2 separate regions of the Homo sapiens genome follow, and region 1 is linked to region 2. The links are chromatin loops, found by intact Hi-C in ENCODE. Cell type or tissue: Panc1. All regions are shown on one strand. Each heading gives the region's core, and the rest is flanking DNA. Links, peaks and the distances in the headings are about the cores only.

Region 1 (12,779 bases), core at 2,844-10,843, 63 kb after region 2:
GAGATGCTTTTTGGTGTCGGGAGGCCTCAGCTAAGACACGTGGGAGAGTTAATGAACAGAATTGATAATGACAGATAGGAAAATTGATTGTCAGACAAGAAATGGTAGGAACATAAGCAGGGAGATCTGTCTAGGGAGATGGAGGATGGGGCTGTCAGTGATGGGAAATAGAGATGGGTTGTGGTAGGGGAAATACTATAGCTACTGACAGAAGACAGTGCCAACCTGAGACTGGGCAATGGAGCTCAAAGGCATATGACCATTTAGGACTTAAGAAGAGAGGCTAATTTCTCATTGCATTGTTTCTGGGCTACTTCTTACCTCCCAAACTCAAATGGATTCAAGGCTGGTAAAGAATGTCAATATGATATTGCTAAGCCTGGCTTTCTCTGTTTAGCCCCTGGATAAGCTTGTTATTCCAAGCTCCTTGTCTTCCAGCCTTCCCATGGCTAGCAGCAAAGACAATTAGTCTTGTGATCTTGCGTTGCTGAGCTTAAAAGAACCTCTTGTCCAACAGTCACGTTGCAATGGAGGATGCCCAATGCCTTGAAACAGAAAGTGACTTTGATCAGGTTCCTATAGGCATTTGATGGAAAATTCAGGACTGGAGCCAAGGTCCAGTCTCCAAGTTAGGAACTTTTAAAAATCATTTCATGTTGTTTGAGAAGAATACTCCATGTTAATATGTGTGATTTGTTGAGTGGCCAATTTGTCAGTGTTTACTCAGTAAACCTACAGAGAGATCCTGTTCTGGCCAGTGTTCAAATGATAACTACACCTACACCTAGACAGTTGGATTCTGAAATATTTGGAAATATGAGCCAAGGAAAGTTGAATGGATAGGGCAAAAAATGCATAGGATAAAGTATGACTTGGAGGACTTGGGTTCACATCCTGACTGATGAGATACTGGCTGGGGGCTTTGGGTCAGGCATAGAACCATGGATGCATATGGTCAGGAAGGAGCTTAATGAATATCTAAGTCAACTCTTCATCATTTCACAGTCGCCTGTGCCATATCTCTGAGCGGTCCTCTGGTCCTGTGATGGTACAGGGGCTCATTTCCAATGACGGCAACTCCAATTGTTGGAAAGGTCATTTTCTTGCCAACCTAAACTCATAAATTCATCTTTAATAAATTTCTCCAATATTACTTCTCTGGACCTCAGTTTTCTTGTTAGAAAATTGCAAATTATATTACCAGTATGTTCTACCTCTCTGATGGGGTACAAGTAAGATTATACAATAAAATACAATAAAAAAGAAGCAGTAGTGATATAGCAAAAAGTGCACTGGAAGTCCCCGCTACCTACTGTGAGACTGAAAAGTCTCTTTGAGCTTCAACTTTATGCTCCATAAAATGGAAATGGGAATACTTGCCCTTTTTCGCTGGCAGGATTTTTGTAAGGATCCAATAGAGAAGATAAGAAAAAGAGGCAATACAATGTAGCCAAAGGAATATTACACTGGAGAAAGAAAAATCTGCCATCAGCTTCCTACATTTAATCACTTTACATTTATGCAGAAATCCTTCAACATTTCTGAGCATTAATTTCCCAACATGCAAGGTAGAGGCATAGTACTTACTTCTTCTTCCTTTTGCAAGGTTGTTAAAATCAAATTATCTATGATTTGCACACCGCCACTCTGGGTGCGTGTGTTAGGTTATGGTTATTCCTCTGTGAGTGTCAGAGAGCCCATGCCTTCCCTCCACATTCCTTACTATGCCATGCTCCTCCAGGGAGTCAGCCCTTATATCAGAGGCCACTGTGACAGTGGCTTCATGTTATCAAGAGTGGGCGATCTTTGCTGGTGTCTGAAAGCCAAGGTAAGCATCTCAGGCAAGCCTTGGGGGTGCTTAGGGCTGAATATTCACTTGTCTTCAGCAGAACAAAAGGCAGCCCTCCATCCTGGCCACATTCATGATGGATTAAAAAGTGTACTCATGTCACTTCTCCTGTGGGCCTCAGATGCCATCTAACTTAGTCATAGTGAAGGTGTTTCATCTAGCACTCGGCCAAAATTCAGACTCAAGCTCTCCAACACTCAATGGATTAAAAAATGTCAGAGCTGAAAGCAACCTTTGATCATCTAGTCTACCTCTGATTGTGTAGATAGGGAATCTAAAGCCCAAGGAAATTCTTACCCCAGAATAAGTCACAGTTAATATCACAAAGAGGCCTAGGACTCAAGGCTCCTCACTCCAGGTGCAGGGCTCTTTGATTCACACCATGCAGTTGCAATTCAACAAATAGTGAGGGCCTACTGTGTTTTAGACACTGGGTCAGACTCTATTAAGTTCCCAAAATGAAAAGGCCTATTCCTGCTTGAAAAAGCTAGAGAGTAATTCAGGTGATTTGCATGCAAATAAACAACTCGAGTCCAACTCTAGTCTAGAAAGGCTTTATCCTATACCTCTTTATATCACTATCTTTCCAAAAGTTAGTGTTGAGCAAAACGGGCCAAATTTCTAACTCTTAAAGCTTGTTTCAATATCTCTAAAATGGGGACATTATGTATTCATTCATTCATTGACTGTCAAATATTTATTAATACCTACATACCACATTATTCATAACTAGGGCTGTACATCATCATTAGAACTTCAACAAAACACGCAAACTCAGGTTCCACCTCCAACAGACATACTGATTTAATAACTCCAGAGTTAGATCTAGAGGATTTGCATCATGAACAAACTAACTCAGGTAACCATGACAAGCAGCCAAGTTGAGAATTCATGGTTTACCATATATGAGATACCGTACCAGACACTAGGATTGTGGAGGTATACAAAGCCTACACTTGCTCTCGAAGAACTCACAGTCTAGTTGGAGGTGGGGAGTCTGGAAAGATGGGTTAACTGGCTATGATATTGCAGTCTGATAAGTGTTATGCCAGAAGCAAACACTAGTGCTGCAGAATATAGCCCTAGGGCACCTAAGTCATCTTAGAGAATTGGGTAAGGCTTTCTGGAGTTGGTTGAGCTGAATCTTTAAGGATATATATGAGTTAGCTATTAATACTTGGATGACCTGGGTGATGTGGGTAGTTCAGGGACAGAGAAAAATAGGAAGACAAAATGTCATTTAATGTGTTCAGAGAATTGCAAGAATGAATGGGAAAGGAGTGGCGAGAGACAAGGCTGAGGAGGAGGGTAGGGGTGAACCCTAGCAGGCCTTTATCCTCTGGGCAATGAGGAGAAGCCAAGGATTTACTTTAAGCAGAGGAATGACATGATTCAGTTTGAACTTCAGCAGATTACTTTGGCAGCTGTGTGGGGAACAAATGGGGAATACATTGGGAAAGACAGAGGGAGAGAGTAGGTTGAGGTAGTGATAGTTCTGCTTGTTGTCTACACCAGACTGTTGGGAGATGCTGTGAGATGATGGGAAATCACTCGATAAATAGTATCCCTCTGCAGAAAAGACACATGTGCCATTACTTTCATTACACTTCACGACTTTGAGCGGAGTCAGGGAGTCACAGTTAAAAAGGAAAGGGACTGAAAAGGTGGTTGGTGGAAGAGTTAGAGGGGAGGAAGGGAGGGAGGCAGGAAGAGGACAGAGGAGTACTTGGTGTCAAATGGTGTTTAAAATATTCTTCTTGCATCACACTAGCTCTTAATTGGTACCAACCACTGAGGGGCTGATTGATCCCAGCAAGAGTCCAGCAAAACAGATAATTTCTTACAAGCATCTGAAATTCATGAACTCTGTGGGGTCCCACACACCAACGCTTTGTTGTTGCTAAAGTCTGAGACTTCCTTGAAGGGATAAGTATCCAGGGGTGGCAGGGTTTTTTATTTTTTCTTTTCAAAATGCAGAATATGTTTATGTAGTTAATGCCTGTGGTCTTGCTGAGCAGATGAAAAGACAATACAGCAAAGAGCTGGGCTACCAAGCTACTTATTAACGTAATGGACTCATTAAAGAGCTGTTATGGCTAGAAGGATGTGTGCCGTAAATCTAATTTTGCATTAAGGCCTTGATATATAAAAGACTTGCTTACCACACACTCAGGGTTTGGGTCAAAGGAAGTTACCCTCTAATGTTGCCTGTCATTTACAACTAGAACATGGGTTCTCTTCAGATTTCTTGGGCATTTATTTGCACAGTGGGAAGGCAGACTACACTTATTGAGAACCTAACTATGTGCCAGGTAGTTTGTCTTTGATTATTTTCCCTTAGAAGCCCTATCAGGATAAATACTTCTCTTTCTCAGATTTGAAAACGAACCAAAAAAGACTACATCATCTGTCCGAGGTCCCACTAGTAAATGCTTTGGAGAGTTATCTGGGCACCAAGACTACAGAGCTTTTGAGTTAAGGCATGGTTTTGGCTGCTCATTGAATTACTTTTACTGACATTGGCATAGTACAGACAAAGCATTTTATTTATTGGAAGTGTGTAGATATCGATCACAACAGTATGCTCTTTATGACGACTTTCAGGTCTCAATACTGGGATATACTTGCTGTTTCTGGAAGCCAGTTTGTGTTTGTCTCCTAGAGAAAACTTGATATATCAGAAAGTTGTGGAACTAATGCGCAAGGCCTTGGCACCCTGTTAGATTAAATAGGACATTAGGAAATTCTTTGCGGATGCTAACCCTACCCTGGGTTTCCCCTTATTTTGTTATTGAATGTTTTTCTAATCTATTTACTGTAACAACAACAATGATGACATACACAACAACAAAAACCTTCTCCTTATTCTTACGGTGTTGAACAGGCTGCCTCATTTTTCTCTTGGTGTGTTTAATCTTCAACTCACACATGCACACACACACACACATGCCTCTTTCTGTGCTGCTTTTTTTACACTATGCCCTGGGACAGATTGTGTGTATGTGCATTTGTGGTACAAGTGTCCTTATTAATTCCAGGTAGATCCATGGTGAAGGCTAACACATCCTGTTGAAGTTAGTTAGTGACTTTATGACAAATATCCGCCTGCTGTTAAAAATGTGATATCATGCAACACAATCTTTAGATGTTTGTTCTCGGTGACGTGAAAGCGAGTACTGATTTTTTTCTCCTTTGTAAACCATTTGGTTGTCATGTAGACTCAAGCCTTTTAAAGAGAATAACAGAAACACCCTGTTAATTTGTCATGGAAACGGATGAATCTGGACCTCACAGTCCATTAGGGAGACAGACATGTATGCAGATAAATTATGATCAACGTGATGCAATAAGGATACGATTCTAGTTATAGAGGACTACCTTATAGTTTACATCACTTTCTCGTATCTATTAGTTTATTTGATCCTCACAATGTGGTGGCCATGCCAAGAATGAAAATCCTGTTTCACAGATGGGGAAATGGAGGAACAGAGAATTACATGTCCTGTTTGGCCTGAGTCATAGTTGAGAATTAAACCAGTGCACTTTCTCTCTTACATAGTGCTCATTGCTTGCCGAGTCAGAAAGAGATTCTTTTATGCTTGACTCTAGGAAAGCAAGCAAGACACTAAAAACTTGATAAAAGAACAAACAACAGAACAAGTTGGTTTAATAACAGATTTATTTCCCGTGTCAAGTGTTCTGCCATTTTCACAATACTCATCAATTTCCCAGAGCATCTGAGCAGAAAGATCATCCATTCTGGCTTCTGTGAAATAGATTTGCATCTTGATTCTTTCTAGACCTTTCTCACAAAGAGTAGGCCCCATTTATGGTGGTTCCTCATTACTCGGATGGATGATGTGTTCAGCTGTAAGGACACTGTTATTATAAATAGCAAAATGGCAATTAATACTCTCCTCAACTCTTACGAGTTAGAAGCCTCCCAGGAACATCCATTTCAGGAACTTTCATTTCAAAGGAAATGCCGTCAATAGGAAATAGTTATTTAATTTCCAAGCAGGCTGAGAGCTTTTCTATTTAAAAGCTTCTACACAAATATAAGTGGATTATTATATTAATCATTTTTAATAAGGCAGTTGAGGCAAGAAACTGCCACAGAATAAAAACAAACCAGAAAACCCACCCCACATCAAGAAAAGCACGTTTTAGGCAAATCTTAACAAATGAGACCTTGAGTTTTGCTGCCCCCTGCCTGTGGCAGATGTATTTGCTAGGAAGCCCTGTGCCCTTATTTGGCCACCCCCATGTCTTGTAGTGCAGTAGAGAGAAGAACCATGAGCCTGGTATGGCAGAAATTTTGTGAAGTTTGGAGCCAGACTCTGAGACAGACTCTGATTATCAGAGAGTAATCCTTTGTGAAGATAATGTTACTAACATCATTGGACCAGAGAAAAAGATGCCTCTTTCTAGACAATCCATTTTCTCTCCATCAGAGTAGTTGCTGTGAGAAAAAAGGTTGTAAAGCTTTTGAAAGCAGCTAGCTACCTTGGAAGGTTTTATTCACTAAGCAAAAGGCAAACTCCATTTTGAAGTTGTCAGCATGGGCCAATAATGATATTTAGATAAACTCTACTACTGGTGAATTAAAAATTGGTGTAATAGATTTATTGATTTCCAGAGAGTTTCAACTGAGGCAGCTTCAATTTTTATCATTGGATTTCTTCACAAACTCTGTGCTGTCATCCCAGGTAAAGTGATCCCAGCTTAATCGACAATTGTCTTCTTATAGACATTTTATGTAGGAGATGCTGCTTATCACTCACAGCCACACTGCAAGGAGGACATAAATCTCTAGTAATGCATGTGGACCTTTTCACATACTTGAAGGGGGTAGATGCTCACACACATCCCAGCCCACTTCCTTTAGAACGCAACCACACACTGAAGAAAGAGCTATTTGAAGTGTAGAACTGCCCACTATGGGCTATTCACGAAACTTGCAGTGAGCCAAACTTCTCTTTTGCAATAATTTAATCAAATGCATGCAATGGTTTGTCTTTAGAGGACTTCAAAATGATGTCAGATGAACACTTAGGGATGCTGGCTAGAGGGTTCAACTCTAAGGTTTCCTCCAACCCTGAGGTTTTATTATAACATTATCCTATGCTTTCTAGCTCTAGCTCTGCTCTTGATTTTGGTAATCTGAGTAAATAAATTGGAAAGTCCTTTCTGACTTGAGAATTTTACAGCTCTTCTGTTCTTTGAGATCAGTGGAAAGCATTATCTTGCCGATAAATTCCTTGGAGACATGTCACACTCACCTTGGCACAATTGATCATTTCTTTCTTAATAGAAAGTCAACATTTTCTTCATGAGAAGAGTTATTGGTATAATATATTTTCTGAAATCTCCAGGACTCAAGAAATAAAAGATTCTTTTTCATATCCTTTCAGTATAAGGAAGGATTTCTTAATTATCAATATAAACCCAGGCCAGAAAATGGGGAATATGGAGATAATAAACAAAATTCACCCCAATTCCATCATCATAACCCAGCTATTAAGGCTTGTCCACCTTGTCCATGACATATCCATAGTGTCTTGAACAGTGCCTTGCCCATAATAGGGCCTTAGTGCTATTTGGTAAAGGAATTAGTGAATGAATTATAATTTTGATATATTTTCTTTTAACCCTTTCCCTCATGCATATTTTTCATAGCTATATTCATAACATTTATGATGGCTTTTGTACCTTGCTTTTTCTTTGTTTTATGTGCCATTATAGAAAACATGCTCACTGGGGCCATATAGTCCTCTTAATCATCGTCTCTAATGGCTAAGTAATATAGCGAGCACTTTCTAACGTAGCTGCCTAAAGATTCAGTGTGTTGCTTACAGAACTAGTGTTTTCCTTAACCCTAGCAGTGTTCACGCATAGGCTGGATACTCATGTATCAAGTATGAGTTGAACTAGATGCATGGCTTTAAGACCACTTTCCAGTCTAAGACTTACAAACTTTGAGGACCAGTCATTTTGCAAAAACTAACAGGCTTTCACAAAACATCACTATCAGGAATACAAGCATTTCCAAGAACCACCCCTTCCCACTCACACATCATATTCCTTGATACCCACTACTAAGTTTGTAATGTAAATTTGAAAAACTATGGAGCGTTACTTCCTTAGAAATAGCCACTAGTTCAGAATTTCTTTTGGATTAACAAGTAATAAGGAAATTCCTATGTGTCAAGTACATTTTGAGATGACTAAACCTCAATCTCTGATCTCAGAGTATTCAGTTAGCAGTTATTAACGCTGTATTAGACATTGAGCATACAAGGATGAGAAAATACCTCTGTCCTGTGGAACTCAGAATTGACAATGAGAGGAAGGAGTTGAGGACTGAGAATAAGAAAATAACCAAGAGAAAATAAGGTAAATGCTACAGAAGAGTCATGTGGAAGGGGCTGCCTTGACTCCCAAGAGAGCTAAGTTAATTCTGCATAATGGAGTAATATCTGAGGTCAGAAAGCCAAGACATGTAGACTAACAACATTTAACAAGGAAGAAAGAGCTAAATGTCTCAAGAGAGGATGGAGGAAAGTGGGAGGTTTTTGTTTTTTGTCTGTTTGTTTGTTTGTTTTTCCGAGAGGTGTCCAAGAGGGATCCAATGCCACGGGATATCCAATTACACTTCGACAAGGTTTATGACTGGATGTGAGGATGGTAAAAGGGTTCCATTATGATAGAATAAATCCAGTAAATAGTGTCTGTGTTTAGATCCCCAGGACACAGTGTTTGCCTTTGTTTAATGGTTTAACTTTTTACTTGTTTTCCCTTTCTTTTTTTTTTTTTTTTTTTTTTTGCCTTTTCGTAGCCAGAGGAAGAATTTGCAGCAGCCAGCACACCAGCGGCTCTGGTGTTGGCTTGGGAATGCATAAGTGAAACTGGTCCACCTTCAGCTATGCTCTCCTTCCTTTGGAGCCAGACCAGCCAACCTGGAATCAGCACTGAAATTATGCCCAGAGCCTCCTCCCTGCTGCTGCATGCCAGGCAGCCCCTGTCTTGCCTGGCCTAATGTACCTCTCTGGGAGACAGTGTGCACTGGCATTTCTGCCCAATGGGACATTACCTGCCTGGGCCTCCGGTAAAGAGCAAATCACTGTTAGAAAATTTGAAATGGTTGCAGAACTCAGGAGCAGATGGCCTTCTCTCTCCACTGGGAGGGAAGAGACGAACCCCAGAGGAGAAAGAGAAGTTTTCTCTTTCAGAATGGCAGAAAAATGTATCTTCATAGAAGCAGCCATAGATGACCATGGCAGGCAGTGCTCTTGGAGAAGGTCCATGGTAACTGCCTGTGATATAGAAGTGGACAAGGGAGGCCACAGCAGAAAGTGGCCCATACATACCCTGGTTCATGCCAGGCCAGAGCCCTGAGGGTGCTAACAGGGACCCTGAGCTTAGAGGTAGAAAACCTCAGTCCTAGCCTTCTGATTCCAGATTAAATAAGATAGTGATAATAAAAAGTAATAACAGCAAACATATAGAGCCTTTTTTATGCACTAGGCCCTGTTGTGAGTGCTTTTACATACATAAATTCTTTATTCTGTTTAGTCTTTGTAGCAACTTTATGAGGTAGAAACAATTGCAATCCCCATTTTAGAGAAGATCTATGAAAATAATGCCTGTAGAAGAATAAAAGCTTCTTTATATGAAGCACAGAGTGTTAGTTCTAGTAAACCTCCCAGGGCTTTTGTGGGGTTCAGATGGGATCACATCTGTGAAGCACTTTAAAGTGCTGTCCATACATGAGAGAGTCCCATTGCATCATGGTTTCTCCTGCATTTTCCTTGTCCATTTGTTGTGAGCAAATGGTAAATGGCATAAAGCCAATACTGCAAGAGAAATCAATGGAAGAGACCCAGCACCCCGTGAGTGATTGCAAAGGAAGGAAGATGGAGTAAGTGCCAGGAGGACAGCCCAAAGAAGCTTTAAAAAACACAAAAGCAAAAAACCCATAACCTTCTTTTCTGATTGAGAGTAGGGTGGAGGTCAGGAAAAAGCCTCTAGGGGAGATTGCTTCAAAATTAAACTTCAAAGGGTCAATAACTCTGTGCTGTTCTGCCTTCTTCCCAATAATGACCTACCACTGAATATCCTGTGAATTCTTTCTTTTTTATTTTGTGTTTTTGGTATTTTACAGCATTTTAAGAATGTGTTTGAAGCCCCAAATGAAAACAACTCTATCAGTCCTATTTGGTCATCACAAGCAGACTTAAGCTGCACAAACTTCCAGGGGCACCATTATCTGTTTATGAACAACAGGCAATCAGGCCAATGAACCATGTTATTGTCATTCCTCTCATGTCTCTCAAATCATTTTTCATCTTGACTAATCAGGAGATAAAGTTGATCCTTCTCCACTTTCCACCTCCATACTCATTTCAGTTCCCTGCAGTTTCACGCTGGGCTGGGCTGTTTGAAATCTAGTATAAAACACCCGAGAAGAGCTATAATTTTCAAATTTGCCCATGGGTAATGTGTGTAGTAAATGTAAAGTACTAGCAATTTGGTTGTTTGAGATGCAATGATTTTTTTTTTTTACATCAATGTGCAGGGTCTGAGGCAGGCACAAGTTTCCAGAGGCAATATATATCACTGCTGGCCAGACCCCTGGGAGTCCATGAGGGTCACCCAAACAAGAAAGGGAGGAGGCAAAGTGAGGAAACCAAGGGCCCCCTCAATGCTGATCCCTGTGGAAGTTTTAACACAAGACAGCACGAGGGGGTGCCTACAGGGGAACTACTGGCTGGTTACCTTGAGGGGTCCTAAAGGATGCCTTCCTTCCCTCAGAGGATTGACCATGGCCTGGTATCTGACCCCCAATCATGTAGGCTCAGGATTGATTTTATTACCGCCAGGAGTGTGTGCTCTTCCAGGGCAGACTCATACTAGCCAAACTCACAATGCTGATGCACAAAACTACAGCTTCTCAAGGAAGGACCATGGCCACAAGGCCCAGACCACATACATCAGTATGCCAGAGCTGTCTCTTCACAGAAGAAAGCCTCCCTGGGAAGCTAAACCTTAATCAGGAGGCTGCTCGCTGAGAATGAATTCATATCAAGAGGAATCTCACAAGGAAAATAGTGGCATCAGGCTGTCCATCCAGCAAAGGCCTAGGTCTGGACTCTAATGATTTTCCCTCCCCAAGACAATGCTTGCATGGACACTAATAGTTCTCCTCTCTGTGACATTCTTTAGTGATGCATTTCTGACTAGCCATCCCATTGTCCACGTTGGCTGAGGCACCAAGTTCTGGAAAATCCTGTCTCTGTGGTTTGAACTGCTTGATGTTTACATCAAGCAGAGTGAACAACTCTGCTTCCCAGACTTTAGAAGAGTCATGTCTCTCAGCTTTTTGGCTGCCTTGCCTGTGAAGGGAGGGGTTGTTGGTGGACTCATTGTGGGATAGAATTTAGTCCAGGGAAGGGGTCTAATGGTCAATACTTTGACCCTAAATTTTCTGGTTGATTTGGCTGCAGATTTTCTGGGTGACTGTATGACCTTTAGTAAGTTAATGTCTCTGAAACTGTGACTGTATTTTTGTGTTAGCAGCTAGGAAGTGGAGAACAAAATCTGTGGCTTTTTCTGGCAACAGTGTAAGATCATGTGGCACACATTAACTGTGCTGATCTGAGGATCTCTGGCTTTTTGTTTTTGTTTTTTTTTCCTACAATCTGCTCAACAATTGTTTTATACTTTTATATTTTTGTAAGCTGTCTCATACAAGCCTCATTCCCTAAACAGAATTGAGAGCTCAAAAATCTCAATGTGCATGCTGGCAATGAATTTCTATATATAAAAGAGAAATAGCTGCAAATTTCTTGGGACACTTGAGAAAGAAAATGTAATTTTGTGAAGCTATTTGAACTCCTCAGATAGAAAATGCTATTTTATAGTCCTATGTGAGTGCAATTGCCTTATCTATGAGATTTGGCTGAACTTCTTGCATATGAGGGAGAAAAATGGTGAAGATGGAATGGGAGTGGGGAGGACTTTATGCACAAGAAGGACTTTGTGCACATTGGGAGGACTTTATTGATGGGGGCAAACTTCATGTGTATCTCCTGGGTACAAGGGGAGTGTAAGGAGGGGCAAGAGAGTTAGAAGTCTCAGAGAGTCTCCGATTGAAAATGAAGGAATTCAGGGAGGAGCTTTCTAGGAACCTTATTTCTTATCATTGGAAATGTGAAGCTCCTTGCTTCATGGGGTTTACAGACTGGTTGCTTCCCTGTGTTGGGACCATGGAGATACCTGGCCCAAATTCACTGCAAAAATGAAGAAACTAAGGTCAAAAGACAGGATGTAACTCGCTCAAAATCACCAACATTTAGCAGCCAAACTCGGGTAGAATCTGGGCTGGGGGGTCTTACAGCACAGCTCATTTTCTCCAGGCTCATGCCTGACACTTCTCCTACCTATTTCCAGTTTACTCTCTGTTTAATTCTGCACTATGAATGTACCATTGTCCTTCCCTCCTCTCAATCCCAGATTGGAGACAGAAAGATGTCTTCAAGGAATACTTTACAACAGACTAGCTTTATGTATTTCATTTAGGGAATAACTTCAGTGGCAAGTAAGATTTAAAAAATGGCATAGATAACATATAGAAATCTGTTTTTCTATCAAGCAATGAAAGACTCAGAGGTGGACAATCTATTGCTGGCACATCACCCATACATGTCGATGGTGATCCTAGGAACTCCTATGCAGCTCAGCCGTCCTTTGTGTTTATGTGACCTACGATGGTCTCAGGATGCCTGCAGGAGCACCAGCCATATTATTATTCTAATTAAGAAGCATAGAGAAGGGGTTCTGAGCGATCATCATGACAGATGGGAGGCAGAACTAGATTGCAGCTTTGACTCAAATGGACAGAGCAGGGTGTGAAGGCTCATATCATGAA
Region 2 (12,779 bases), core at 2,668-10,667:
CAGATTTCATATTGTTCAAACACGCATGTTCTACGACCAATTTGTATAATAGTTGTCCTGAGGTGATTGTCCTGAGGTGACGTACATTCTCAGCTTATGAAGACAACAGGATTAAGAGATTAAAGACAAGCATAAGAAATTAGTTTCACAATTTATGTTCAGAGATTGCAGTAAAGAGAGGCGTAAGAAATTATAAAAGTATTAATTTTGGGAACTGATAAATGTCCATAAAATCTTCACAATTTATGTTCTTCTGCCTTGGCTCCAGCCAGTCCTTCTGTTCAGGGTCCCTGACTTCCCGCAACAAACAAGATGATTAGAAATAAATAACTGATACAGATTTAGATGCATATTAGGTGATATTTAAATAATTGTTTTTTTTTCTAAATTAGCATTTTGTACTCATACATTTCTGGTTTTTAAAAGAGGTACTTTTCTAGCTGTGGAAGACCACTAGTTGTCTCATAATATCTGTAGTCCCTTTTCCCCACAGTAATAAGATTTTAGCTGAGCACATGGCCTTGTAGAATAAAGACCACTTTTCCCAGACTCCTTTGCAGCTGGGTATGGCTATGTGACTAAATTCTGGCCAATGGAATATAAATTACACAGAAGTTATATATGAAAAATTTTAGAAAAACTTTTTAAACAAACAATGTTTAGGTCGTCTATTGCTGTTTAACCAACCATCCCAAAATTTAGTAACATAAAATGACAGTATTCATTTTCTTATCTCTTGTGGTTTCTGTGAGTCAGAAATATGAGAAGATGTTCTGATTGTGGGTATTTTGTGGAATTACAGTCAGACAGTGGTTGCAGTTGCAGCCAGCGTTTAGGGCTGGCTGGGTAACTCTCTTCCTTCATGTGGTCTTGAGACTTCTCCAGGTCTTCTCTCCATATGGGCTCTTGGACTTCCTCACAGCATGGCCACCTTGGGGCAATTAAACTGCTCTAGTGGCTGAAGGCAATAAGAATGAATATTTCAGTGAGGAAAGCAGAAGTAAAATTTTATTTTATGACTTAGCTTGGAACTCACATAGTGTCAATCCTAATATAGCCTATTAATCAGAACAGTCATAAAATCTGCCTAGTTTTAAAGACTGGGGGCAAAGACCCTACCTTTCAATAGAAGATATGTCAAAATCATTTTGTAAGAACATCACTATAATCATCACTGGAAAATACCACCTCCCATAGATGATGACCATGTGTTTCACTTTCATCTTTATTCTTTATTTTTCCTATCCTACTGCCTCAACACAGATGTTACCATCTTTGATCATGTTCAAGACCACACAGAAGAGAGGAACAAAATAGAAGTTACCTTGGTAGCTACCATCATGCCTTATTAGCCCTGAACCATCCGCCTGAAATTTTATGTGAGAGAGAAATAAACTTCTCTGCTTTTAAAGCCATGGTTATTTATTTGTCATTTGAAGCTGAAACTAATCACAACTAATATATCAGGCTCGTCTCCTGGGTCATCAACTGGTACGCTGGCACTGTGGTCCAACATAGAAGCAGTCACAGGGCATTGGTCACATAGCACTATGTGTTGTTTTGAAACACACTGAGCATTTTTACTGTTCCCTCTCCTTAGACACATGGATCTCCAAGCTTTCAATTCTTGGGCTCCCAATCTTCACCAAAAGTTGGCTTATTCCCTTTATTTAAGTCCCACAATAAATGCCATTCTTTAGGAAGTAGTCTTTGACACCCTGAGACAACATTAATTAAGCATGTTGGAACATCATCTGGCATGTTGCCACAACCTGTTTCTGGAGTCTGTACTTAATGAACTCATCCTGTTCTGTATGATAGCTGTTATCATGTCTCTAAAACTCCTGCTTTATTATAAATTTCTTGAGGGTAAGGAGCATTTTACACTTATCTTTACAATCATCCTGCTTCGCTGTTTTCTAGTGCATTTATCTCAGAGTCTTGGTGTTCAATATGTTTAAACATTTTTGTTCTATGAATCTCTATTAAACTTCCTCTATGAAGAGTTTTTTTATTCATAATTTTGTATTCTTTTTTTCCTAAAGAGCTCCCTACTCCATACCAAATTGTATAAGTTCCAGGTCTCCAAATATCAGTATCCACTTCTTCCAGGAGGATACGAAGTTGGAAATGCTCCCTAAGGAGCAAGTAGACTTTGATAGAAGGAGATGGGCATGAACGTATTGCATACAGATGGAACAAGACAAGCAGTTTGAGACTAAAATATGTGGAACATTTTAGAAAATGGTGAGCACATATGTTTTCTGAAGGGTGAAGCATCAGTGGGAAATAAAACTGAAGGAGGAGAAGTTGGAACTACATTCTTAAGGGCTTCAAAAACCTGCATAAGGAGTGTGGGTATTTTTTTGGAAACAGTGATTTGTATTTGAAGTTTTGAAGGGAGACAATGATATGATCAGATATGTATCCGGAATTGGACTCAGACCGTACGGTATAGAATAAATTGGAAGAGACGAGGTTAGCAGTTAGTGGCAGCTAATGAGAGCAGAGGGAAGGGATGGACTGATGATGAGAAAGCTAGTTAGGAAGATTTTAAAATAGTTTACAGGAGACCTAATATGGTCCTGAATTAGAGTGGTAGTCCGTTATGATGACAATGGAGAGAGACTAAGAAGAAACACACATCTAAAGAAGAATTTACAAGAAGTGAGTAGTAAGATGTGGCTTCAAAAAGGAAGGACAGACAATGGTAAGAACAGAGGTTAGAGTCAACACGCCTTCAATGTCTCACAAGTATTTTGCATTGGTATTTTCCAGACAATTTTTTAGGGAAGCCATGACAGGAAGGCAAGTTCTTTTTTTTTTTTTTTTTTTTTTTGAGACGGAGTCTCACTCTGTCACCCAGGCTGGAGTGCAGTGGCGCGATCTCTGCTCACTGCAAGCTCCGCCTCCTGGGTTTATGCCATTCTCCTGCTTCAGCCTCCCAAGCAGCTGGGACTACAGGCGCCCACCACCACGCCTGGCTAATTTTTTGTATTTTTAGTAGAGACGGGGTTTCACCGTGTTAGCCAGAATGGTCTCGATCTCCTGACCTCGTGATCCACCTGCCTCGGCCTCCCAAAGTGCCAGGAGACAAGTTATTTTTGATGTTTGTTTTTGTTTTTGTTTCTGGCAGGGTCTTACTCTGTCACCCACGCTGGAGTGCAGTGGTGCAATCATGGGTCACTGCAGCCTCTATCTCCCTGGCTCAAGTGATCCTTCCACCTCAGCCTCCCAAGTAGCTAGGACTTACAGGTGCATGCCAACATGCCCAACTAAATTTTAAAACTTATTTTTTGTGTGTATGGAGACGGAGACTCACTGTGTTTGCCAGGCTGGTCTCAAACTCTTGAGCTCAGATGATCCTCTCACTTTGGCCACACAAAGTGTTGGGATTATAGGCGTGAGTCACAGCTCCTGGTCAGAAGGCACAGTTTTTGTTGTTGAGGAAAGTCTTTTTACAACAAAGCCTTTTGCAAGGAACCAGACTCGCAAACATGCTATTGACAGACAATAAGATAATTGCTGTAATAAGCAAGCAAACAACAACAAACCACAAGGAGCTTGTCTCGTTTCAGAATTATTTAGTTGTGGGAACCTATGTTGTAGGTTCTGGGACGATGGTGTATGTTTTTTGCATCAATCTCCTCTGAAGTTGTAAAAAGTGTGCAGAAAGGTCCAGCCTTTTTTTTTTTTTTTTTTTTTTGAGATGGAGTTTTGCTCTTGTCACCCAGGCTGAAGTGCAGTGGCACGATCTCGGCTCACTGCGAGCTCCACCTCCGGGGTTCAAGCAATTCTCCTGCCTCAGCCTCCTGAGTAGCTCGGATTATAGGCATGGGCCACCACGCCCAGCTAATTTTTTGTATGTTTAGTAGAGATGGGGTTTCGCCATGTGGGGCAGGCTTGTCTTGAGCTCCTGACTTCAGGTGATCCGCCCACCTCGGCCTCCCAAAGTGCTGGGATTACAGGCGTAAGCCACAGCACCTGGCCCGGCCTCTTAAAGAAGAAAATGAGGATTAGGGTCTGAAGGAACAGCTCTAGACAGACATGGAATCTAAGGACTAGAGGAGATTGGGAAGTTTTCTCCTGTGCTCATTGCTCATTGTGGGAATCTTTTCTGACTAGAGTTTATCTTGCCTCTCCCTGGTTCTAAGAACACAGTTTTTCTGCTGAACTAGTTCTCTTGTTAAGAACCCAAGGCTGACATCTGTTTCCCTGTGACTCCTGCTTTCAAATGCGGCTATGCCAATAGTTTATTATTATTATTTTCCTCTAAGGCATGGCATTGGTTCACCAATTTATCAGAAAGTTTTTATGGCAAGGAACTGCAGAGCTGAGGTAAACAGGAGAGAGCAGTGATTTCCCTTAAGCAAGCAAAGCAGTTGGTGATATAAACAGGTCAAAAGCTGAGTTGAGGCAAAATATACCTGAGAAAGGTAGGCTTGATCTTACCTTACCTTTAATGCAGTGGGAAGGGAGAAAAACCCCTGAAACTCTCCATATTTATGTTGTTAGCATTCAGAGAAAGCATCCACCTGCCACATATTTACTGTGCAGCTTTGGGCAAATCATTTCACTCTTCTGGGCTTTTATCTTCACACCTAACCCACCATCCCTACTGACATGCTACACCTGCTTTCCAGCCTTAAAAACTGATGTGCATAACATCTGAGGAAACTTTGGGAGAAAAAATTCCAACGTGTCCACAGTTGGGGTTTAGCTGACCGAAGCATGTCTTCCAGAAGGGAGGGTGGTGAAGTGGGGTCTTGCAATAGGAGCAACATCACAAGAGCAGACTCTAGAGTTTCTTAGTCTAATCTAATATTTAAGAAGAAGGTGTTTGGTAGAATGGGCCCGACTCTATGTAAAAGCTTGGGGTTTGGAAAGGAGCAGTGGTCCCGGGTATGGTGTGGAACAGACTCAAATCCAGCTCTGTCTGATCCCCTTGGAGCTTGGGGAAATGATAGGTGTGGCTATATGTGTTTCCTGTGGCTGCTGTAATAAATTGCCACAAACGAGTAGCTTAAAACAAGGCAAATGTATTCTCTTGCAGTTCTGGGGGACAGAAATCTGAAATCGAGGTGTCAGCAAGGCCACACTCTTTCCAATCTTACCCTATAGGGTAGAATTATTCCTTGTGTCTTCTTGCTCCTGGTGGCTCCAGGCATTCCTTGGCTTGTGGTTGTGTCCCTTCACTCTGTGTCTGACTTCACGTGGCCTTCGTCTCTGTGTCTGTGTCTTCTCTTCTGTCTCTTGTAAGTATCCTTATCTTTGGATTTAGGATCTACCTGGATAATCCAGGATGCTCTTATCTGAAGATCCTCAACTTACTTATATCTGCACAGATCCTTTTGTTTTCTTCCTAAATAAAGTTGCATTCACAGGTTCCTGGAGTTAAAATGTGGACATGTCTTTTGTGGGCCACCATTCAGCCCACTGCTCTTGGTAAACACCACTGTCTTAACAACCAGGGACCTAAGCAGCTCTGCGGTGAGACCCTCTAAAAAGATGGAAGGCAGAGGAGAGAAATAAGAGAAGAGGGGAGTTCCAGCATCCCAGGGCAGCAAGGACTGTTGTCATGTGACTCTTTAGGAATGAGTAGCCATGGAGAGAATGGCAGCCTAGAAGGTCCAAGTGCCAGCCGAGTGCATGCAGGTGGGTCATGGCTCAAGGCAGTGCATTCCAAACTCATGTTGGTGACTCAGGAGTGGATCACACACTTAATGACCAAGTTACAACCTGCATTAAACAGAAAAATAAACAAAATAGAAAATAATTGGAATAGCATAGTTTATTGTAAGAAATAAAGGTAAATATTGTTTTGAGAAATGTATGTGTGGGCATGCATGAGTGCACTGGGTCATGATGTAAAATGTCTTTCCCACATAAGTTCCCATCAAAAAGTTTGAAAGCCACCGGTGTATGAGACTCCACCCTGGCACTTTACAGCAGCATGAAGAGGGCTGTGGATCAGGGAATCGTCCTCAGTTCTGGGCATAACATTGGGATTGACCTGGGACCAAGGGAGCTCTGGCCAGGCACAGAAGCAATATCCTGGACAGCCACAAGAGGGAGCGCTCAACTCATGCAAAACCTCCTTTGGAGCTCTCCCCGCCTCATGGCCAGAAGGTGACCTTGCAAAGAAAGTGAGATATGGGTGAAAAAAAAAAAAGGGATTAGGCCAGTAAACAGTGAGATCAGTTAAAAATGTGACATCGATTGTAAGTACAGGTTTGTGAGGCTGGGAAGCTTTCGGATTACATGCAAAAGGAGGGTTTGTATTAAATCTGCAGTTTTCGAACATTGTTTCCCCTCGAAACCCTTTGTTTCTGTGAGATTTTATGCAGAATCCTAATCAATGAAATAATATCCCTGTGACAGGTGTCCTCCCCATGTTGACAGTCTCCAAGGACTGTGTGCAGAGAACTCTAGACCTAATTAGAGGAGCTATAATGAATACACTGGATTAGAAGGTATCTGTAGTCCCTGTTAGTGCTGATTCTTTGATTTTATGACTCAGAACAAAAATCTATAAAAGCTACCAAATCTTGACTTCTTTTTGAAGCCAAGTCTCTGAATGCCCAGCCCAGACACTGGCACAAAGTGTTTAATAATTGAATGTTTGAAGGAAGAGTTTATTTTGCATGCTTCTCTGCAACTGCAGCACCAATAACATAGTGCATAGTGAGCACCCTTTTTAATAGTGAACACTCTTAGAAAGTTGGTGGAGTAAATAAAAGAATGAATGAAATCCTGCCCTAAAATTTTAGATGGCGCCTTCTATCAGTCAAGCCAGCAGAGGGCAGGAGAACTCAGCTTAACAACAGCATTCTCTCTGGTGGGCGGAAGCATCCCAGAAGCATGCGATAAAGGACAGGTCTGGTTGTTTTGTAAGATTAGGAAATGCACAGCCAGAAGGATAAAGACACAAAGCATGAAGGTCCAACCTGGGGATCTCCAAATCTCTGCACACGAACCCCCAGAGCTTTCTCTGTAGATTAATACCCTTATCAGGGAATGGGATTTGGCTGACTGCCGGATACATAGAGAACAGGACAAGAATTGCCAATCTTGCAAGAGTATTTCAACCACTTGGTCAGAGAGATTCAAGGAACCTCACAGTGTACTTGTGTCAAGGAGAGAAGATAGAATTAAAAATCAGAGGTTCGGCTGGGCGCTGTGGCTCACAGCAATTTGGGAGACCGAGGCGTGTGGATCACAAGGTCAAGAGATTGAGACCATCCTGGTGAATGTGGTGAAATCCCGTCTCTACTAAAAATACAAAAATTAGCTGGGCGTGATGGCGCTCCCCTGTAGTCCCAGCTACTTGGGAGGCTGAGGCAGGAGAATCGCTTGAACCCTGGAGGCAGAGGTTGCAGTGAGCCAAGATTACACCACTGCACTCCAGCCTGGGTGACAGAGCAAGACTCCATCTCAAAAACAAAAACAAAAACAAAACAAAAACAAAAACAAACAAACAAAAAACAGAGGTTCTGACTCTGAAACTAGTTATGTGGCCTCGAGAGGGCCCTTTTCCTTCTCTTGGCTTTGGTTTTTCCATATGTAAACTGAGGGGTGGGACTAGATCATTTTTTAGTTTCTGGTCAGTAGGTGGATCCATTTCTGGCTTCAGTCCTGCCCCTGCCCTCAACTCTAGGGGTAATAACAGGAAAGTCAATGAAGCAGGTGCTTTAACCTCAACAAGGCAAAGCCAACCTCATCGCCCTTGCTGTTCTCAAGAAGGAAAAGGGGAGTAGTGGTTGAGTAAGAAGAGACAAATAGGAGCCAGAAAAAAAAAAAAAAGAAAAATGAGACAGAGGATTGACAGGGACAAGAGGAAAGCAAAAAAAAAGGAAGAAAATAGAGACAAATATAAGAGAAAGATGACAGGGAGAGGGAAGAAGGAACAGAGCTGAGTGAGATAAGAGAGGAATGACAGTGGACAGTGGTTTATGACCTAATAGTTTTCTAGGACGGTAAAAATCCAGTTTCAGACTAGAATTAAGCTTTTAAAAGATACAGATATCTGAGCCCAGCCCAGACCTGTGAATCAGAATCACTTCAGTTGGGATCCAAGCATCTGTGGTTTATAAATGTTTCTCAGGCAATCCTGGGGTGAAGCCAAGGTTAGGAACCACCTGTCTAGAGTAATACTCATAAATTTGAGTGTGAGAAAATTGGAACTGTTGCAGAGATACTTTCATTCCATGGGTGATTTTTGTGTTTATGTGGCTTCTATCATACTTTTTCAAAATAGAGGTTTCTGGATCATCTTAAAAGGAAACTTTGCCATGTATTTTCCACTGTTCCAGGGGAAGGGGCCATTGATTTCTGGCCTCATTTCCCAGACCCTGCACTGACCAAGATAGCACCACCCCTGTTGACTGCCCTGGGAAGGCTCATTGGAAAACCTCAGTTTTAATGCCTGGTTTTAGGAAGGAAAATAGGTCAAGTAAAGTGGGAGATATTCTCTGGGTGGCATAGTGGGGTGGAACACTGTTCGATTTTATTTAATTGGGAAGCCCTGAGCAGAAATCAGAGCAACAAGTGAGAAGCTTCTGGAGAGTCCAAAGGACCCACAAAGAGAAAGGGAAGCTGAGAGAATTAGGAACAAAACTTCCTTACATACCTTACCTTTCCTCTGAGAAAGGAAACGCTGGAGCGAAAATGAGGGCTCAGACATCAGCCCAGCTGCACACTAGCTTTGTAACTTAGGCCTCCATTTCCTTGCTTGATTGGGGTCATTATGTTATTAACACACTTAAGCAGTTGTGAAATAGTACACAGAAGTGAGTTAGCACTGTTGTTCACTTCTATGGCACCAGGAACATGTGCCTATTTCAGTGGTAAATAGATCTTTCCTCCCTTGGCCTTCCAATCAATATGAAAACTCTTACACTTTCAGTGACTATGTTAGCATACTCACATGACAAATTCAGTTAGTTCTTAATATATAGAAACATTTACACTGAGCTTTTATTCTTTCTGAAGCTCAGAGATGACTAAGGGATCAGTAGATATGTGTTCCTGAAAGTATCAGCTACCTAGGGTTGGGGGTTATGGGTGTTTGTGTGTGTCAAGTAATACAGACCTCAGTTAGCTGCCTTTCATTAGGCTTGTCCTACTCACAGAATCCACAGAGACCCACAAATAAAGACAGATAAATTTGTCTTCAACTCAACCATCATTTTTCAACAAATACTCTGTGCTTAACATTTTCATAATCACTGAGGAGGAAGTAAAGATAGCTGAGACAAGGGTTCTTCCCTCAGTGAGCATCGAGACTTTTATTTTTATTTTTTATTTTTTGAGATGGAGTTTTTGCTCTGTTGCCTGGGCTGGAGTGCAGTGGCATGATCTCAACTCACTGCAGCCTCTGGGTTCAAGTGATACTCCTGCCTCAGCCTCCCAAGTAGCTGGGATTATAGGCACCTTCCACCATGCCTTGCTAATTTTTGTGTATTTTAAAAATTTTTAGTAGAGACGAGTTTCACCATGTTGGCCAGGCTAGTCTCGAACTCCTGACCTCAAGTGATCCACCCGCCTCAGCCTCCCAAGAGCCTTGACACTTTTAGATGAGACATACAGAGTCCCAAGGAACAGAAATATGTCAGGGTCTCTACTAGGGGCACAAAAGCCACACTTTTGGACACAGGAGTGGGCCCCGTTGATTCTAAGTGAGAAGCCCTCAGAAACATCTTAGAATAGGCTACATTATCTTATTAGTTAGAGACAGGTTAAAGATATTCCAGGAGAGGAAACGGCATGTGCAAATGGAGGTGGGAGGGTACAGGGAAGAGTGAGTGGTTAGAGGGATTAGGAGGGCTGGCAGACAAGGAACCATGAAGAGGGAGACTCATAGGAAAGTCACAAAGGAAACACAACTGTCAGACTGCTGTGTGCGCATTTGAACACGTTCGCACTGGGGACTCATTTACAGCTTTTGAGCTAGAAAGTGACAGGATAGGAGACTGCTGCAAGAAATGAACCTGAGATGTCACCACCCATCCCTTTCCAAGGAACAGGTAACCTTACAGGTCTCTTGCCCTTTATTACCTAAAGCAATCACTTCAGCCTAGGCTTTGTGGAAGTTGGTGAAAGTCAATTTGGCAGGGAAGTCTGGCTCTTCTACAATCAGCAGTTCCAGGGGCTTGAGCTGGGAATTTTCCAGCTGAATGGAAGCCCTTGGAGGGTTGCAAGTTTTAATTCTTGTGCTCCATGACGGTGGGGTTGCTTAGAAGAAAAGGTCCCTATGTGATTTTCATCCAAGCACCCTTGAAGAATCTATATGCTCATAGCCTCCCGCCATCCCCAACGGCTCATCTCGTGCAATCTGCCCTCTGCTGCATGGTTTCTTGCTCCAAATTGATCTCCTTCTCCCAGCTTACTTAAATCAAACCTTCCACTAGCCAGCTATAAATCTAGAAGACAATTCAACAAATGAATCCATATTAAAATGTTAATAGTTACTAAGTTTTAATGTGTTATATCTCCAAGGTAAGTATATGTAAGGAAGAAGAGACTATTTTCTAATGGAGGGATTTCCCCACCCATCTGCTGCATTTCTGTGAGATCTTCCTAGACCTTTAAATCACACCCTATACATTCCCAGTGAGAAAGGCCTGCATGCTTCTTGGGTCAGAGCCTCAGCAGGGTCTCCAGCTCCCAAAGTGATTGACTGGTTCATTGGAATCACCTTCGGCTTAGGACTGGTTGCCTCCATCTGAGCAGCAATAATAAAACCTGTGACATTTTACGGACTGCTAAGCATTTTCACTTACATTGTCTTACTTGGTTCTCAAATCTTGTTTCAGAAAAACAGAGGAGAATCAGGTCCATTTTAAGCAGATACAAACTGAGTACTTAAGCCCGGGGCCTCAGACTCCCAGTCCATGGCTGTTTTTGCTGTTCCATGTTGTTCTCCCCACTGACATTTTTCCTCACTTTCTTCTGTCTGGAAAATCAATGGTTTTCTATTTGCAAAATGTCCAGGAGAAGTTTTTAGCATAAACCCACTTCCTGACCTCTCTAGAATTTGTCAAACTTGAAGGCATTTGAGAGAGCATCTGGATGACTCTCTAGGCATTGTTGATGGTTCTTCTCATTTCCTTAACTCGATATCCAAATAAACCATCATTGTATCCTGCTTACTATACTTCAAAATGAACTTTAAGTCTAACCAGTCCTCACCTTCTTCATGGCTACCACCTTAGCCCCAAACATCATCTTATGTCACCAGAACTAGGTCTAGAGCACAAGATCCCCAGTAAAAAAACACAAAACACCTCCCTGCTCCCAGCCTTTGGAACTTGGGAATTGAGATGGGCCCTGAGGGTTGGGAGCAAAGGGCTTGTATTGGGAAGTTTCAAAGTCCCTTTATGCAAATCCACACAGTTGGCCATGAGACATTTCAAAGAAAATCTGTGTTCCTTTTGCCCTGGCTCCTCTTCTCTCTTAAACACTTCTTAGACTCTTAGCTTATCTCCTTTCTTGAACTCTTGCCCTCCTACAATTAATTCCCCACTAAGCAGAGGGCTTTTTTTAAAAGAATTTTTTAAAAGAACCAAATCAGGTCAGTTTTCTTGCTCAAAAATGGTTTCCCTGCCACAGCCTTCAAGGCTTCCTGTGATCTGCTCCTGGTCTGCCTTGCTGACCTCATCTCCTAACCCTCTCTACTTTAACCACTCTGTTCAAGTCCTTGCCTTGTTGCTGCTCTTTGCATCTACCAAGCATACTTCTGCCTCAGGTCTTTGCATTGATCGTCCTTCCACCTGAGTTGGAGATATCTTTATTCAGATATTTGCATGGCTAGCTCCCTTGCCTCAGAGAGCTCTGTTCAAAGAGCTCCTCCTCAGAAGTATCTTCCGCCTACCATTATGCTCTATACTTTGCTTTAACCCTAATACATGTTGATTAACATGTTTATTCTTTGTCTTTCTCATGAGGACTCTGTCTATCCAGTTCACTGCTATATCATTGGCATCTGTCTAGCAAATTTTCTCTGGAATTAGCTGTAGAAAGAGGTTGAGTGAATCAATTTTAAGGATGGAGAAATTGAGGTCCAGAGTGAGAAAGGCAGGTCAGCAGCAGAAGCAAGAGTCAAGAATACATCTTCTAGTAGGCCTGGGAAATGTCCTCTGCACTCAGCCTCCTTTCTGATATTACGTAAAAACCAGGTTCTTTTCCAATATAAAATTCTCATCTTGAGAGAATAATAACATCTTAACATAATAGTATATTCTACTTTGCCTTTTTATTTCCTCAAATTTATACTCATTAATTATCAGAGCTGGAGGGAACCACAAAGATGACCTGCCAAGTTTTATTTTGCAAATAAAGAACCAAGGCCCAGAGAAGATGTCCCACAGTTGGTTGTGGCAGAATCAGGCTAGAGCCCAGGTCTCTTGACTCCCAGTACAGACACTTTCTCCTTCCTTGCATTGCTTAACATTGAATGTCTATGTCTATTCACAGATTATGTTGCTTTTTATTAAAATAAGTTTCTACTCCTTATATTGGCAGGTAGTCACTCCAAAATGTACGTTCCACAAGGGAGGTGGGAAATCATATCCTGTCCAGAAAAAGCTGCACATGAAAGAGGTGAGGCCTGGATGCCTTCTAGAGGTGCATGTATCCCGGCTGCAGACTGCTCGGCCAGGAATCTCTGGCATCTCTGAGTCAGGGAATCATGAAGCTTTCTCAAGTGAAGTAACATTCTCCCTGTGACCATGCCACTTCCTGCCTGTGTGCCCTCTTGTAAGGCACTGAAGGTCTCAGGA

What was found. Peaks named below come from ENCODE experiments on the same cell type or tissue, not always from the same donor. Only the 100,000 strongest peaks of a DNase experiment are listed, where the experiment ranks them.
Region 1: it touches region 2 in a loop (5-fold over the local background); 45 of 110 quality-filtered maps call a loop at or near these places.

Annotation. Positions count from the first base shown.
Region 1 is chr3:187,609,784-187,622,562 of GRCh38, reverse strand. No RefSeq gene overlaps it. Among named protein-coding and RNA genes, the nearest start is that of SST, 54 kb to the left of the region's middle. In Panc1, for the core only: CTCF peaks have their summits at 5,862 and 6,071; a DNase peak (open chromatin) is centred at 6,072.
Region 2 is chr3:187,673,096-187,685,874 of GRCh38, reverse strand. No RefSeq gene overlaps it. Among named protein-coding and RNA genes, the nearest start is that of SST, 9.1 kb to the right of the region's middle. In Panc1, for the core only: a CTCF peak has its summit at 6,065 (motif pointing right); DNase peaks (open chromatin) are centred at 6,044 and 6,744; H3K27ac peaks cover 1,970 bases.